2 separate regions of the Homo sapiens genome follow, and region 2 is linked to region 1. Evidence: chromatin loops called from intact Hi-C (ENCODE). Cell type or tissue: Caco-2. All regions are shown on one strand.

What was found. A loop is a pair of places that touch in the nucleus more often than their neighbours do. Peaks named below come from ENCODE experiments on the same cell type or tissue, not always from the same donor. Only the 100,000 strongest peaks of a DNase experiment are listed, where the experiment ranks them.
Region 2: a loop joins it to region 1, with 2.2 times the contacts of the local background. A loop is called at or near these places in 2 of 110 quality-filtered maps.

Annotation. Positions count from the first base shown.
Region 1 is chr11:114,566,663-114,574,662 of GRCh38, reverse strand. NXPE4 (neurexophilin and PC-esterase domain family member 4) reads left to right here. Exons shown (of 6, transcript NM_001077639.2): 6 at 3,190-4,072. The coding sequence ends at 3,725. It also overlaps a transcript of NXPE2 not described here. Among named protein-coding and RNA genes, the nearest start is that of NXPE1, 11 kb to the right of the region's middle. In Caco-2, a CTCF peak has its summit at 2,736 (motif pointing right); a DNase peak (open chromatin) is centred at 4,682; H3K27me3 peaks cover 137 bases.
Region 2 is chr11:114,498,522-114,506,521 of GRCh38, reverse strand. It overlaps a transcript of NXPE2 not described here. Among named protein-coding and RNA genes, the nearest start is that of NXPE1, 57 kb to the left of the region's middle. In Caco-2, no CTCF peak of the experiment used is centred here; no DNase peak of the experiment used is centred here.

The DNA of each region.
Region 1 (8,000 bases):
AGAGATTCTATATCTTCCTGGTTTAATCTAGGAGGGTTGTATATTTCCAGGAATTTATCCCCTCTAGGTTTTCTAGTTTATGTGCTTAAAGGTGTTCACAGTAGCCTTGAATAATCTTTCATATTTCTGTGGTATCAGTTGTAATATCTCCTGTTTTATTTCTAATTGAGCTTATTTGGATCTTCTCTCTTCTTAGTTAATCTTGCTAATGGTTTATCAATTTTATTTATCTTTTCAAAGAACCAGCTTTTTGTTTCATTTATTTTTGTATTACTTTTGTTTCAGTTTCATTTACTTCTGCTCTGATCTTCATTATTTTTTTTTCTGCCAGGTTTGGGTTTGGATTATTCTTGTTTCTCCAGTTCCATGAGCTATGACATTAGTTTATCTATTTGTGCCCTCTCAGACTTTTATGTAGGCATTTAAGTCTATGAACTTTCCTCTTAACATCACTTTTGCTGTATCCCAGAGGTTTTGATAGCTTGTATCACTATTATGGTTCAGTTCAAAGAATTTTTTAATTTCCATCTTGATTTTATTGTTGACTCAATGATCATTCAAGAGCAGGTTATTTAATTTCCATGTATTTGCATGGTTTTGAGGGTTCCTTTTGGAGCTGATTTCCAATTTTATTCCACTGTGGTCTGAGAGAGTACTTGATATAATTTTGATTTTCTTAAATTTACTGAGACTTGTTTTGTGGCCTATCATATGCTCTATCTTGGAGAATGTTCCATGTGCTGATAAATAGAATGTATATTCTTCACTTTTTGGGTAGAATGTTCTGTAAATATCTGTTAAGTTCATTTGTTTTAGGGTATAGTTTAAGTCCATTATTTCTTTGTTGACTTTCTGTCTTGATGACCAGTCTAGCGCTGTCAGTGGAGTGTTAAAGTTCCCCACTATTGTATTGCCATCTCTCATTTTTTTTGGTCTATTAGTAATGTTTTGTAAATTTGGGAGCTCCAGTGTTAGATGCATATATATTTAGAATTGTGGTATTTTCCTGTTGAATGTTATTTTATCATTATATAATGTCCCTCTTTGTCTTTTTAAACTGCTGTTGCTTTAAAGTTTGTTTTGTCTGATATAAGAATTGCTACTCCTGCTTGCTTTTGGTGCCCATTTGCATGGAATATCTTTTTCCACCCCTTTACCTTAAGTTTATGTGAGTTCTTATGTGTTATTAAATAGGTGACTTTCCTGAAGACAGCAGAAACTTGGCTGGTGAATTCTTACCCATTCTTCCATTCTGTACGTTTTAAGTAGAGCATTCAGGTCATTTACATTCAATATTAGCATTGAGATATAAGATACTATTCTATTCATTGTGCTACTTGTTGCCTAAATACCTTGTTTTTCTTTTCATTGCATTATTTCATGTAGGTCCTTTGAGAATTATGCTTTAAGGAGGTTCTATTTTGGTGTGCTTTGATAACTTGCTTCAAGATTTAGAGCTCCTTTTAGTAGTTATTGTAGTGCTTGCTGGTACTGGCAAATTCTGTCAGCATTTGTCTCGAAAAGACTATCTTTTCTTCATTTACGAAGCTTAGTTTTGCTGGATACAAAATTCTTGACTGATAATTTTTTTGTTTAAGGAGGCTAAAATAGAACCCCAATCCCTTCTAGCTTGTAGGGTTTCTGCTGAGAAATCAGCTGTTAATCTGATAAGTTTTCTTTTATAGGTTACCTGATACCTTTGCCTCACAGCTCTTAAGATTTTTTCCTTCATCTTGACTTTAGATAATCTGATTACTATGTGCCTAGGCAATGATCTTTCTGTGATGAATTTCCCAGGTGTTCTTTGAGCTGCTTGTATTTGGATGTCTAGATCTCTAGCAAGGCCAGGGAAATTTTCTTCGATTAGTCCCTCAAATATGTTTTCCAGACTTTTAAATTTCTCTTCTTCCTTGGGAATACCAATTATTCTTAGGTTGGGGCATTTAGCATACTCCCAAACTTCTTGGTGGCTTTGTTCATTTTTTAAAATCCTTTTTGTCTTTGATGGATTGAGTTAATTCTAAAGCCTTGTCTTCTAGCTCTGAGGTTCTTTTTTCTGCTTGTTCAATTCTATTGCTGAGAATTTCCAGTGCATTTTGCATTTCTCTAAGTGTATCCTTGATTTCCAGAAATTGTGATTGTTTTTTATTTATACTATCTATTTCACTGAAGAATTTTCCTTTCATATTCTGTATCATGTTTTTAATTTAAGTTGGACTTCACCTTTCTCTGGTGCCTCCTTGATTAGCTTAATAATCAACCTTCTAAATTATTTTTCCTGCAATTCAGAGATTTCTTCTTGGTTTAGATCCATTGGTGGTGAACTGGTATGGTCTTTTGCAGGAGTTAAAGAATCTTGTTTTGTCATATTACCAGAATTGGTTTTGGGGTTTCTTCTCATTTTGGTAGACATGTCAGAGGGAAGATCTGGGATTCAAGGGCTGCTATTCAGATTCTTTTGTCCCACAGGGTGCTCCCTTGATGTGGTTTAATCCCCCTTCCCCTAGGAATGGGGCTTCCTGAGTCTCGCAACCCAGTGGAGCTACTGGGCTCTGGGCTGGTACTGGAGAGTGTCTGCAAAGAATCCCATAGGATGTGACCCATCTTCAGGTCTTGCAGCCTTGAATACCAGCACCTGCTCCAGTGGAGTTAGCAGGGGAGTGAAGTGGACTCTGTGAGGGTCTTTGGTTGTGTTTTTGTTTAGTGTGCTGGTTTTGTGTTCGTTGGCCTCCAGCCAGCAGGTGGCACTTTCAAGAGCACATCAGCTGCTGTCCTACAGGCAGGATGGAAACTTGCCCTAGGGACACAGTTTTTCAGCATCTCAGAGAGCCTGCAGTGGTGATCCTGTTCCTTCAAAGGGTCTATGGATTCTTCTGACTTTCCTGGTATGTTCCTGTGGCAGTTCTTGGAGCAGAAGTTCATGATGTGAGTCTCCACAGGCTGCTCTGTTTGTCTGAGTGAGAGCTGCAAGCTAGTCCTGCCTCCTATCCACCATCTTAATCCAAGATGCTACGTAACACTTTTGACTGTTCAAATAATTTTCAAAAACATCCCCTCATCTAAACCTATAATAAATTAGACATGATTAGCTTATTTAATTATACCAATCAAATCTCTTCCATCTTTATATCTACTCAATCTTGGTAACTATATCCTCCTTTTATTTTGGGATTGCCTATTTGTTATCAGCACTGAAGTCAGTGGATCTGCATGAATCTGGAAAATTGCAACACCAGCTTGCTGTGGATTTGGATAGGAACATCAACATCCAGTGGCAAAAATATTGTTATCCCTTGATAGGATCAATGACCTATTCAGTCAAAGAGATGGAGTACCTCACCCGGGCCATTGACAGAACTGGAGGAGAAAAAAATACTGTCATTGTTATTTCCCTGGGCCAGCATTTCAGACCCTTTCCCATTGATGTTTTTATCCGAAGGGCCCTCAATGTCCACAAAGCCATTCAGCATCTTCTTCTGAGAAGCCCAGACACTATGGTTATCATCAAAACAGAAAACATCAGGGAGATGTACAATGATGCAGAAAGATTTAGTGACTTTCATGGTTACATTCAATATCTCATCATAAAGGACATTTTCCAGGATCTCAGTGTGAGTATCATTGATGCCTGGGATATAACAATTGCATATGGCACAAATAATGTACACCCACCTCAACATGTAGTCGGAAATCAGATTAATATATTATTAAACTATATTTGTTAAATAACACAAAAGTCTGAAATTCATTCACTTAAGTAAAAAAATTTATTGACTGTCTACTAGCAGGCCAGATGCTGTGTTTGGCTCTGAATTCCCAACTAGCAAGAGCAGAGAATCTACATTATGGCTGATCCATAAGCCACCAATTCAGCTAAATGAGATGTTTCTAATCTGGGCTTCCACTTAAAAATAAAACTAAAAATACTCATGAAAAGAGCCTACCCTTCTTGATCAGAGCCATACCCCTCTTCACCAATGGGAAGTCAAGACACCTATGGGTAAAAGTTCTCTCTGATGCATGAAAACTCAGAGTGATAAAGTAATTTTAAAATAAAAATTTGGAGAAAGCAGTCCTGTTTGTTTATTTCTATCACTAAAGACAAGCTCTAGATGAATTTCCAAGTCAGAAGAGAAGTCTTGTGAGGCAATTCTCCCATAGTCATAGAGAGAATTCTAAGCAAGGACATGTGGGTCCTGAAAACCTCTAAATTTTCTCTCTCTGTAGGAACTCCTGATACTAGGCTCTAATCTGATTCTATAGTATTTTTCATCCAGGTTTATAGGATAACACAGGTAAAAGCACGGGCCACTAGAATTCAGGAAGTTTGTCTTTAGTCTTGTTGCTGTTGATCATTTTAAGACTTTGGAGGGTTGGGTGCAGTGGCTCACACCTGTAATCCTAGCACTTTGGGTTGCAAGACAGTCAAAGACTGGAGAGACCAAAAAAGTCCAGGAGAGTTTATTAAATTAAGGTGATCACTGGCTCAGCCGTACATAGGTCCAGATAGTCTGAGCCCCAAACAAAGGGCTTTTCCTACTTTTAAACATCTTAAGGCGGGAACCATGTGAGGCAGGAAGCGAGTTACAGAAGCAAGAAACAAATGCAGCATTACAACATTTCTTACATCTTGAGAGAAACAGGTCTTGCAACCTAAACTTATCAGTCTTGTGACCCTGCAGCCATGTAGGAAGGTAAGCAGGCACTCTCTGGGCCTATAATAAACTTTGAGGAATGTAGAGTTGGGGAGTATAGATAAGGTCCACTGTCCACAGAAAGAAGACAGGCTGTTAATACTCCCTTTTAACTTGAGTGTGGGGGTGAGGGGTCACACTTTGCAGCAGCTTTAAGAGGATTTTAAAATATCTATTACTACTACTATTAGCTTATAGTTGATTTCACTAATTCCTTCTTCATTTGGAGGCTGAGGTGGAAGGGTCACTTGAGTCCAGGGGTTTGACGCTGCAGTGGCACACCACTACACTACGGCCAGAGTGACAGCGCAAGACCCAGCCTCAAAAAACAACAACAAAAGACTGGATAAGTATCTTCAGCTCTCTGGGTCTCATGTGGTACTTTGGGCACTACCTTGAGGGGCAGGAGTCAGGAGAGGTGCCCCATGGGGCAGAGTACCAGTTCCAATACCACTGCTTCAGCCAGAATATCAGTCATTCTTACCTATATGTATATGGAATCCTGGGTGAGCTTTTTGTTTGAAAAAATTCCACGGCTTAAAACATCTTTGCGAGCCACTATTGTCTGAAAGCTATTAAGTAGATAATCAATAACAATGGTCCCTATAATCTACACATGTAGGTTAACATTTTAATCACTTTCATTTGCATTTTAATAGGCCTTCCCAAGACTTGATCAAAAAAGAGTGTTGGATATGAGAATTTCAGTTGAATAGAGCAATGTGATTATTGTCAAGCAGTTTGGTACCATATTCTTCCTTAATTTTGTACCCTTCATCATGCCCCAGATACCACCAGGCCCCTGACCCAATAGTAAGAATGGCAATAGTACTTGCATCTGGAAAAAAACAATTACAATAGGGCAACTTAAATATGTTTATCCAGTTTTTTGGGGGCAGCAGGAGATAATACATTTTCTATTTATTTGCCAATAATCACAGTTCATAGTCCAATGCCCCACATACACTCAGATGGTCAACATTTTTTTTTAAATCCCTACCATGTGCCAGGAACTGTTCTAGTCTTTAGGTATATAGTCATCAAAAAGACAAATGATATCTCTGCCATCAAAGATTTTATATTCTAATAAAGGAAAAAGATAATAAACAAAAAAGACATAAAATTATTCCACAGTTCATGATAAAGTCATATGAACAAAGCATATCACATCAGTGATAGGGTAACGGCATGGTGGTGATGGAGGTGACTAGGTATTTAGAAAAGCATCTCAGAAGAGAAGCATTGAAAGTGGGATAGAAAAGATAAAAAGGAGGCAGCCGTGAGACAAAATGGAGGAAGACAGAGGCTTGAGAAGTTAGAGAAACAAGCAGGAGCTAGATCTTATGTGGCCTTATTACCTATGGCAAGGAGTTTAAATTTTATCCTAATTATAATGGGTGGGTAGTTGAGGGAGGAAGGAAGGGAGAGGGAAAATAAGAAAGAGGGAATGAAAGAGAGGAAGAGAGTGAAGAAGAGAGGGGGAAATAAAGGGAGGGGGGAGCAGTACCTTAACTCAAGCATCACCATGGACTACTATAGCTGCTAAGGTAAGAATGAACAAGGGTTGTGAAGCTCCAGGAATGGTAGAACAGCACCTGCTTTCTTCTATTAATAGAGTGACTTTCCACTACCCCTTTCTACTTGAGGTAAGGAAGGATAAAAGGTATTGAAGATCTTGCAAAAGGGGCAGAATATTTAAAAGGAACACAGAGCACTATAATTTTAGCACAGAAACTAAAATTTGAATGTGACCCAGAGATTTTTTTTAAGAAAAGAAAAAGAAGATATATGTTTGTAATATGTGAACTCTAAAAGGGAACGTGAGCTCAGATAGAAAGATACATTCAGAATGATAATTCTCAGAAGTTAGCACTTTCTAGGGGCAATCCATGAAGGCTTAATGGTTCTTCTGAAAACCAAATCAATATACACACTGTGGCAATGTCTGTGTGATGTTTCATATGTTTATTTCTTGTCTGAGATGATTGGCCAGTATATATATATATCGAAAGTACAAGTTGTTCTTCCAACAGAGGGAAAAAGTAAAAATGACTGACATATAGCCCTTGGAGCTGAATGGATTCTTAAATATTTTGGAAAAATACTCCACAAAGAAAAAACATTGTAAAAATGTCCAAGGGAAATTATTAACAAGAGGCAAGCATATTAAAGAATATACTGAAAAGAAACTGACAAGGTGAGGTATTTTTTTCAAGAGAGGGTATTTAAAAAAAATAAAAAGTATATTCTAAGTACCAGTTTGTGCTGAATCCTTACAGTTATAATCTTTCTCATCCTTGTAACTAACAGTCTGGGTCCAATGAGGAGGTAGAAACCACCCAGTGGGCCAAACGGGGAAAGTTTGATATAAAGAATTACTAAACTCTGATAAATGAGTGACTATAAGATAAAAGGAATCTCTATGTGGTATGCCTAAGGCTGAGGGACGGTGTCCAAAAAAAACTTGAAAGAAGGTCCCTCCCCAAGGCTGCCGTTCAGCCTTATTGGGAAATGTATAGTTCATTTCACTGGAAAGCAGAGATCGTTGGTTTTCCCAGGCTAGAGCGGGTCTGCAGTTGCTGGACAAGCAGAAGGGAATCCTCCATAGTCCAGGCAGGGTTCAGGCAATCATGAACCAGGGGTGTGAACAAGTAGGTGAGGGCCTAGGACAAAGATGAGCTGTGCAGGGGGCCTGCATGGGGAATCGAGTGCCCATGCAAGCAGTAGGCCTTCACATACAGGGAGTGCTGGGGTGCTGTAGCCAATGTGGAAGGCTAGGAAAGGTTATTGCCAGGCCAGGATGAGGCTGCAAGGTTGCCAAAAGATTGCTTATTCTGGGAACATGGCTGGGGAAGAGCCCTACTGGATGTCCCCATACCAAAAACACTAGCCTACTGCACGGCCACCAGAAACAGCAGGAGAGTTCCTTCTTTCTGCAATGCCCCTCCCAAGCCCTCTGCTGAGAAAGCTTAGCAAAGTGCTCACTATACAGGATGGTGCTTAAGGCACTTCTGTCCATGATTGCAGAGAATGTATACAAAGGCAAATTTGGAGTCAAGAGGTAATAAATCAATAACTGACACGGTCATCAACCCAATCCTTTCAACTGGGTCATTTGTTTAGGAAACAAATAGACTACTCTCTAATAGTTTGCATCTTAAAAAAGAAAACATAAATTTAAATACATATATGTGGGTATATAGAATGTAAATATTCTCCATATGTGTGCAAATATTCTATATATACAGAGATAGAGAGAGAGAGAGAGAGAAATCCCTTGATATTACATGTGTCTCTTGAGGTATG
Region 2 (8,000 bases), 68 kb after region 1:
ATGATTTCAGTTCTTTTGCATTTGCTGAGGAGTGTTTTACTTCCAATTATGTGATCGATTTAAAAGTATGTGCCATGTGGCAATGAAAATAATATATATTCTGTTGTTTCTGGGTGGAGAGTTACATAAATATCTATCAGGTCTATTTGATCCAGTGCTGAGTTCAGTTCCTGAATACCTTTGTTAATTTTCTGTCTTAATGATCTGTCTAATACTGTCAGTGGGGCATTAAAGTCTCTGACAGTTATTGCATGAGAGTCTAAGTCTCTTTGAAGGTCTCTAAAAACTTGCTTTATGAATCTGGGTGCTCCTGTGTTGGGTGTATATGTATTTAAGTTGGCTAGATCTTCTTGTTGAATTGAACTCTTTACCATTTGAACTTTTTAACTTCTTTTTTTTTTTTTTTTTTAATATTTCTTGGTTTAAAGTCTGTTTTGTTAGAAACTAGGACTGCAACCCCTGCTTTTTTTCTGTTTTCCATTTGCTTGGTAGATTTTTCTCCATTTCTTTATTTTGAGCCTATGTGTGTCATTGCATGTGAGATGGATCTCTTGAAGACAGCATACCAATAAATCTTTGTTCTTTACCCAGCTTGCCATTTTGTGTCTTTTAAATGGGGCATTTAGCCCATTTACATTCAAGGTTATTATTGGTATATGGGGATGTAATTCTGTCATCATGATGTTGGCTGGTTATTTCACAGACTTGTTTATATGGTAGCTTTATAGTGTCACTGCTCTGTGTACTTCAGTGTGTTTTTTAGTGGCTGGTAACAGTCTTTCCTTTCCATATTGCTTCCTTCAGGAGCTCTTGTAAGGCAGATCTGGTGGTAAGAAATTCCCTCAGCATTTGCTTGTCTGAAAAGGATCTCATTTCTCCTTTACTTATGAAGCTTAGTTTGGCTAGATATGAAATTCTAGGTTGGAATTTCTTTTCTTTAAGAAATTTTGAATATTGACCCTCAATCTCCTCTGGCTTGTAGGGTTTCAGCTGAGAGGTCTGCTGTTCATCTGATGGGCTTCCCTTTGTATATGACCTGGCCTTTCTCTCTGGCTGCCTTTAACATTTTTTCTGTCATTTTGACCTTGGAGAATCTGATGATCATATGTCTTGGGGATAATCTTTTTGTGAAGTATTTTACTGGGGTTCTCTGCATTTCCCGAATTTGAATGTTGGCCTCTCTAGCTAGGTTGGGGAAGTTCTCATGGCTGATATCCTGAAATACGTTTTCCAAGTGGGTTCCATTCTCCCCATTTCTTTCAGGTACACCAATCAGTTGTAGATTCAGTCTCTTTACATAATCCCACATTTATCAGAGGTTTTGTTCATTCCTTTTTTTTTCTCTCTATTCTTGTCTGCCTGTCTTATTTCAGAAAGCCAGTCTTCAAGCTCTGAGTGTTTCCTCTGCTTGGTCTATTCTGCTATTAATACTTGCATTATGAAATTCTTATAGTGTGTTTTTCAGTTCTATCAGGACAGCTACATTCTTCTGTATACTGGCTATTTTGTGTGTCAGTTCCTGCAATGCTTTATCATAATTTTTAGCTTCCTTGTATTGGGTTACAACATACTCCTGTAGTTCATTGAACTTCATACCTGTCCATATACTAAATTCTACTTCTGTCATTTCAGCCATCTCAGCCTCAGCTGGGTTTCAAACTCTTGCTAGAGAGATGATGCTATCCTTTGGAGGAAAGAAGGCACTCGAGCTTGTTGAGTTTTCAGCATTCCTTGCGCTGATTATTTCTCATCTTTGTGGGCTTATCTACCTTCAATCTTTGAATTTTTTTCCTTTGTCCTATTTGATGATTTTGAGGGTCTGATTGTGATATAAAGCATATTAAGCCAGCTGGCTTCATTTCTGGGAGATTTTAGGGGGCCAACACTCAGCTCCCAACTCCTGGAGTGCATGTTCTAATGTAGGGGACTTGTACTGGGCCTGACTTTGTTCTCTAGCTCCTCAAGGTTTGGAGTCCACTGTGCTGGGGGTGCCAGGGTGTGGCAGCAACAGCATAGTGCTAGAGAATGTGGGGGTACCTGCTTCCCTGGTGGGCGTTCACCACAGCGATAGAGGCAAGGCAGTTGGTGAGGGTGTGGGGGGGCCCTGCTGGAGACTGTGTGTGCTGTTGCACTGGAGGTGGCATTGGCTTGGGGTGGCACAGGTCTGGATGCCTTCTCTGTGCCCCATAAGCAGGAGTGATCACTCAGGGTATAGGAGGATCCCCTGTTTTCAGTACAGGATTTGTGCAAGGGTGGGGCTCTGGCTAGGTGGGGCTTCCTGGCTCTGTGCTGGCCAAAGATTTGTCTGCAACAGCCATCACTGGGGGTTGGGGGGTTGCATACTGCACTGCTACTGGCAGGGCAAATGAAGCAAAACCCACCCCTGCAGACACACATCAATGAAGTGATGTGGGCAGTTGCCGTGGGCTCAGGGGAAGCTGCAGTATAGGGGGGAAACTTGCAGGCTGATGTGTGGCCATAGAGGCCACCTCTCTGGAGCTTTCCACTGGTCAGGCACAGTCCACAGGCACAGAAGCTATGGTGTGGGCCTCCAGAGCCCCCCAAGACTGCCCTGTAAGCAGGCAAGGCCAGGCTGGGGCCATGGGAGAGGCCAGTAGACCAAAGAGTGCTCAGGTTAGACCAGCCCTGTCTGATGTGCAAGACTACCCTGCAGAGATCAGGTCTGACAGTAGGGACTTTTTCATTTATTGTATTGGATACACTATGGACCTTTTCAAACTAGAGAGCAGTGTTCTTAATTTCAGAGATATTGTATTATTATTTCCTTGATAACGGCCTCCCTGCCAATTTCTCTATTCTCTTCTTCCGTAATTCCTGATACTTCAATATCGTATCTCTTGGATTTATCTTCTAAGCTTCTTAATTTTTAAACTTTATACCTCTTTATATTTTTGCTATATTTTCTGCAAAATTATCTTGACATATCTTTTGGCACTTCTATTCATGGTTTTTTTTTAGTCATCAACTTTTTTCATCTTAAAAAGATCCTACTTGTTCTCTGAATGTTCTTTTTCACAGAATTCAGTTGTTTCCTGGATACAACATTTTCCCTGATTTCTATGAATATATTCATTTTATTACTAATACGCATTTTATTTAAAGTTTTATTTTATTCTTGAAATTGTCTCCGTCTCTTCTAGGTTCCTTTTATCTGTGTGACTATTCGGTTTCTCTTTCACACAGGAAATGTTTATCAAATACCTGAAATCCTTAGCCATCTCCTCATACCATTATGATATTCACTTAAAAAGCCACCTGGATGCTCTATGTATATGGATGGGACTGATTAATAGGGCAATCTCACTGTGCAGTGATAAGGTGGCAAACAGGTCTATTCATCAGGACTTACACCCCCAAATAGCAGCATCTGAAGCTTTTTTCTTGGCCTGCTCAATTTCTTATGAAAAAAAAAAAAGGTATCTAACCTCTGAGGAGTGCAGCTCCTAGCCAAAATCCTATGTGTGATCTTTCAGGCCCAATCATAGGTGCCAAGACCACTTTATCTGGGAGACTTGAAGACACATTTCTCCACTGTGACTCAGTATTCACTGCTTTTCCACTCCTAGCCACTCCCAGTGGCTAAAAGAGTAAATAAATAAGTAAGCAAGCTGGGGATAATAATTCTCCCAGGGAAACTTAAAAGAAACAAATCAAACTCTTTCTGAATTCTCACACAAAAGCCAAACCACACAGGTTTTTCATAGGTAATGTCCTACCAATCATAAGATCACAATCTAGAATTACACAAGAAAACCATCTGCCATAAGCAAAAATAGAAGGATTTCATGGAATTAGATCTCCAAGGAATTCATATGAGAGTCATCATGGAAAACTATAAGCATTTAAAATTACAAAATAGAATCAAATATATGTGAAAGAAGAAACTAGAAAAAACATCACACAGGTTGGCAAAAGTATACTTCCAGATATGAAAAATATAGTCATTAAAATAGCAAATAACAGTAATATTATAAAGTCTCATAATCTTAGAAAGTCCCTAATCTTATAAATTCTGTGGATGGGTCAAACAGCACATTAGACAAAGATGAAGACAGAAACAGTGAAACTGAAGATAGACCTGAATAAATTACTCAGAATATAGTGCAAAGAGGATGGAAATATAAAAATAAGGCTAGAGACATGAAGTATATAATGAGAAAGTCTAGAATGAGCCTTTTGTGGGGGGAGTGAAGAATTTGAAAAGATAATTAAGAATTTTCTAGAAGAAATATGTGAATACTTAGATTAAGACTCCCAATGAGTCCCAGGCAGCATAAAGAGAAGTAAATCTACACCTAGGCACAGTACAGAACACCCAAGAGATATAAAATGGTCACATATTTCTTGTATGTGTCAAGTATGTGACACTTGTATGTGTCACAGTTAGGAGGAGTGCTAACTGGCATTTAGTGGGTAGAGACCAGAGATGCTGCTAAACGTGTTACAATGCACAAGACAGCTTCCCACAACAAAGAGTTTTTCAGCCCAAAATGTCAATAGTGCAATGGTTAGGAAACACTGTCTTAGACAAATAATGTGAAAGAAGATTTTTCACAAGGGACTACTTGGCACCTACTTTTGACAGCACAGAGATTTCCCAAAGCAAAATGTCCCACATCAAGTTCATGTTCTTTCCAGCCAAACCCTGGACTTCTTTTATTGTTCTCTGTCTCAGGAAAAAGTACCAGCATTCATTCTAATGTTCTCACTGATACGTTGAGATACTAAGTCTCTTCCAAAGCCCTTCTTACCTCCAAAGCCCTTCTCTCTGATCTTGAGCTACAGTGCACTTCATTTGACAGCTCTCTTGGCCTTCTTGGAGCTTTTCTGATCCATTAGCCCTGAAATAAGTAAGACACTGACTTTCATAGTCCCAAAGATTCCTCCATGAATTTTTAAGTCACTATATTTGAACAGCAGAACAGTCATTCAGAATTCAATGGTTTTTGTAACTTGTAAAATACCTTAAATATACTACAATAACCATAAATATTATATTCTCTCAAGTCAAAAGGTCATTCAAAGATAACCTGAGATTTGTGGTGATTTCAATGCTTGAGAGAAAAACAGGCTAATTATCTCTTCCCCTTTCTTGAGGGTTGATTCTGTACACTGAAATAATGAAAAGCTTTGAATCCACTGAGGGCTTAGAGAGTAACAGCTTTTTGCTGTAAGGGGTAGTGCTTAGAGCAATGGCTTCCAAATTGACTGGATGTCTCAGAATCACCTGGAAGAGCTTTCTAAAAACAGAAACTATCCAGTTTCTACAGTGAAAATTAGGTCTGGGGTGGCGTTCCAAAATCTGCATTGTTTTAAAAAAACTCCCCAAGTATACTGCTAGGTTTCAGAACTACTTTAAAGGATGGACATTCCTACCCAGGTGAATAACTATTTGGCGTCATTGCTGACATGGCCCTAAAATAATGGTTTTCTGTGTCATAAGTTAGAGTTGTCGTTAAAGATGTCAGCATATTCCTAAATAATTCAGGGGTCAAAGAGAGTATCAAATACAGAAGCTTCAAACTGCAAGTATAGAAACAGAATAGAAAGTCCAGAAAAAGACCCACAAAACACACTCAACTGATTTTCAACAAAGTCACCAAAATAATTCCATAAGGAATGGACAGTCTTTTCTACAAATGGTGTTGGAACAACTGGATATCCAAATGGGAGAAAAAATAATGAACCCTGACCTCTCCTTCATACCAATTCATACCACTTCATACCAAATATAAAAATTAATTTGGGATGAATGATGGGATCAAGCACAAAACTATAAAGCTGCAAGAAGAAAACAAATTTACAATATTTAGGTAAGTAAGGATTTCTTAAGTAAAACACAAAAAGCAATAACCATAGAAGAAAAAGTGATAAAAATGAACTGCATTAAAACTAAGATCTTCTATTCTTCAAAAGACACTGTAAAAAAGATAAATCACAGACTAGAAGAAAATATTACAATACGTAAATCTGACAACTTATATCCAGAATATGTGGAGAACACTTACAACTCAAATAACAAAGAAAACAGACAACCCATTTTTTTAATGGGTTGTCTGAACAAAAGGACTGAACTAACCTTTCATCATACAAAAGTATATGAATGGCCAATAAGTACGCAAAAAGATGTTCAATATCATTATCCATCAAGCAAATACAAATTAAAAACACATGATATGCTACTTTGTACCCAATAAAGTTGCTAAAACTTAAAAGACTGACAATATCAATTATTAATACTGATGTGGAATAACTGGAAGTCTCATGCATTTCTGTATGGAATATATATATGGTACAAAGACTAGAAAACAGTTTGTCAGTTTCTGATAAAATTAACCATACCCCTTGGCCCAGAAATTCCACTAAATATGCACCCCCAAAAAATAAAAACATGTCCACAGAAAGATTTTTAAAGGAATTCCTATAGCAACTTTATGCATAATAGCCAAAAAACTGGAAACAACCCAAAAGTTCATCTAGAGACAGGATAACAAATTGTGGTATAGTCATACCATGGAATGCTACTCAGCAATTAAAAAAAAAAAAGAATGAACTGCTGATATAAGCAACACAATGGATTAACCTCAAAATCACTTTGCTGAGGGAAAGAAGCCAGACACAAAAGAGCACATACTGTAAGATTTCATATACACAAAGCCCAACAATCAATGAAATGAATCAGTAGGGACAGAAATCAGCAGCAATTGTCCATGAGGAGTTGGAACTGACTGGAAGGTGACATGAGAGAACATTTGGGGTAGTGAAAGCGTTCTGTGTCTTGGGTGGTGTGTTGGTTACACAGACATACGTATTTGTCAAAACTCACCAAACTGCACAATTAACATATGTGCATTTCACTCTGTATAAATTTTACTTCATTAAAAAATTCATCTAATTGTACCCTTAAGATACGTATTTTCTTGCTTGTAAATTATACTTGTTACAAAAGCTTAAAAATGCAGTTACAGGCTATTAAATCTATAAATGCAGCAAAATCTACAAATCAAAATTGATATGGAGACAAATATTTTCAGAAGAAATTTTATAGCCTTAAATATATTCATTTTTAAAAATAGAAAATGAAAATGAATTTTAAAAATGGCAAAAAACAAGATGAGAAAAACCTAAGAGATCAAGAGAAATTATTAGAAAATAAAAATAGATTTGATAAATACATCCAAGAGCTAATGTCTTTGCAAATATCAATAAAATGGACAAGCCTCTTGCAGATTTAAACAACAGAAAACACATTCAAAACATTAAAAGCAAGAATTAGGCTTTATTCACAGATATAGAAGTATGTTATAATGGTGTAAGAAATTTAAACACAGTAATCTAAGCTAAAAATCCTGAAAATAAGGATGAGACGTGTGATTTTCTAAAAACACATAAACTTAAATGACTTGAGAAAACAGTTCATCTGGATATCAATAACCATGGGAGAAGTTGAAATTTTTGCCTAAGAAATAACTCCAAAAGCTGTATCATATCCAGACAATTTTACAAGTGAGTCCTATTGAAGCTTCAAGGAAAGACAATTAACATGCAATTTAAATTGTTCCAGAGCAGAGAAAAAGATGGCACACTTCCAATTCATTTTCTCAAACCACCAATACTCTAATACCAAAGCCCACACATAAATACAGCACAAAAAAGGAAATCACAAACTAATCTCACTATTAATATAAATAACATGCTAATCCACTAGCATGTTAAAAACACCAGTCAATTAATTAGTCACATCAATACCTCTGAAGATTAAAAATAATTATTTCAATAATTGCAAAGATTAAAAATAATTAAAATGAAAGCAATATTAAAATAAATACAAAAGCTGCCTGAAAATAGAAGAAAACTTCCTTAATCTAATAGAGAATAGTTATTGCATATTGATAGCCAATATTATGGTTAATGATAAAATACAGAGTGCACTCTCATTAAATTCAGGAAGAAGAGCAGTGTGCTCATTACTCTTTTGC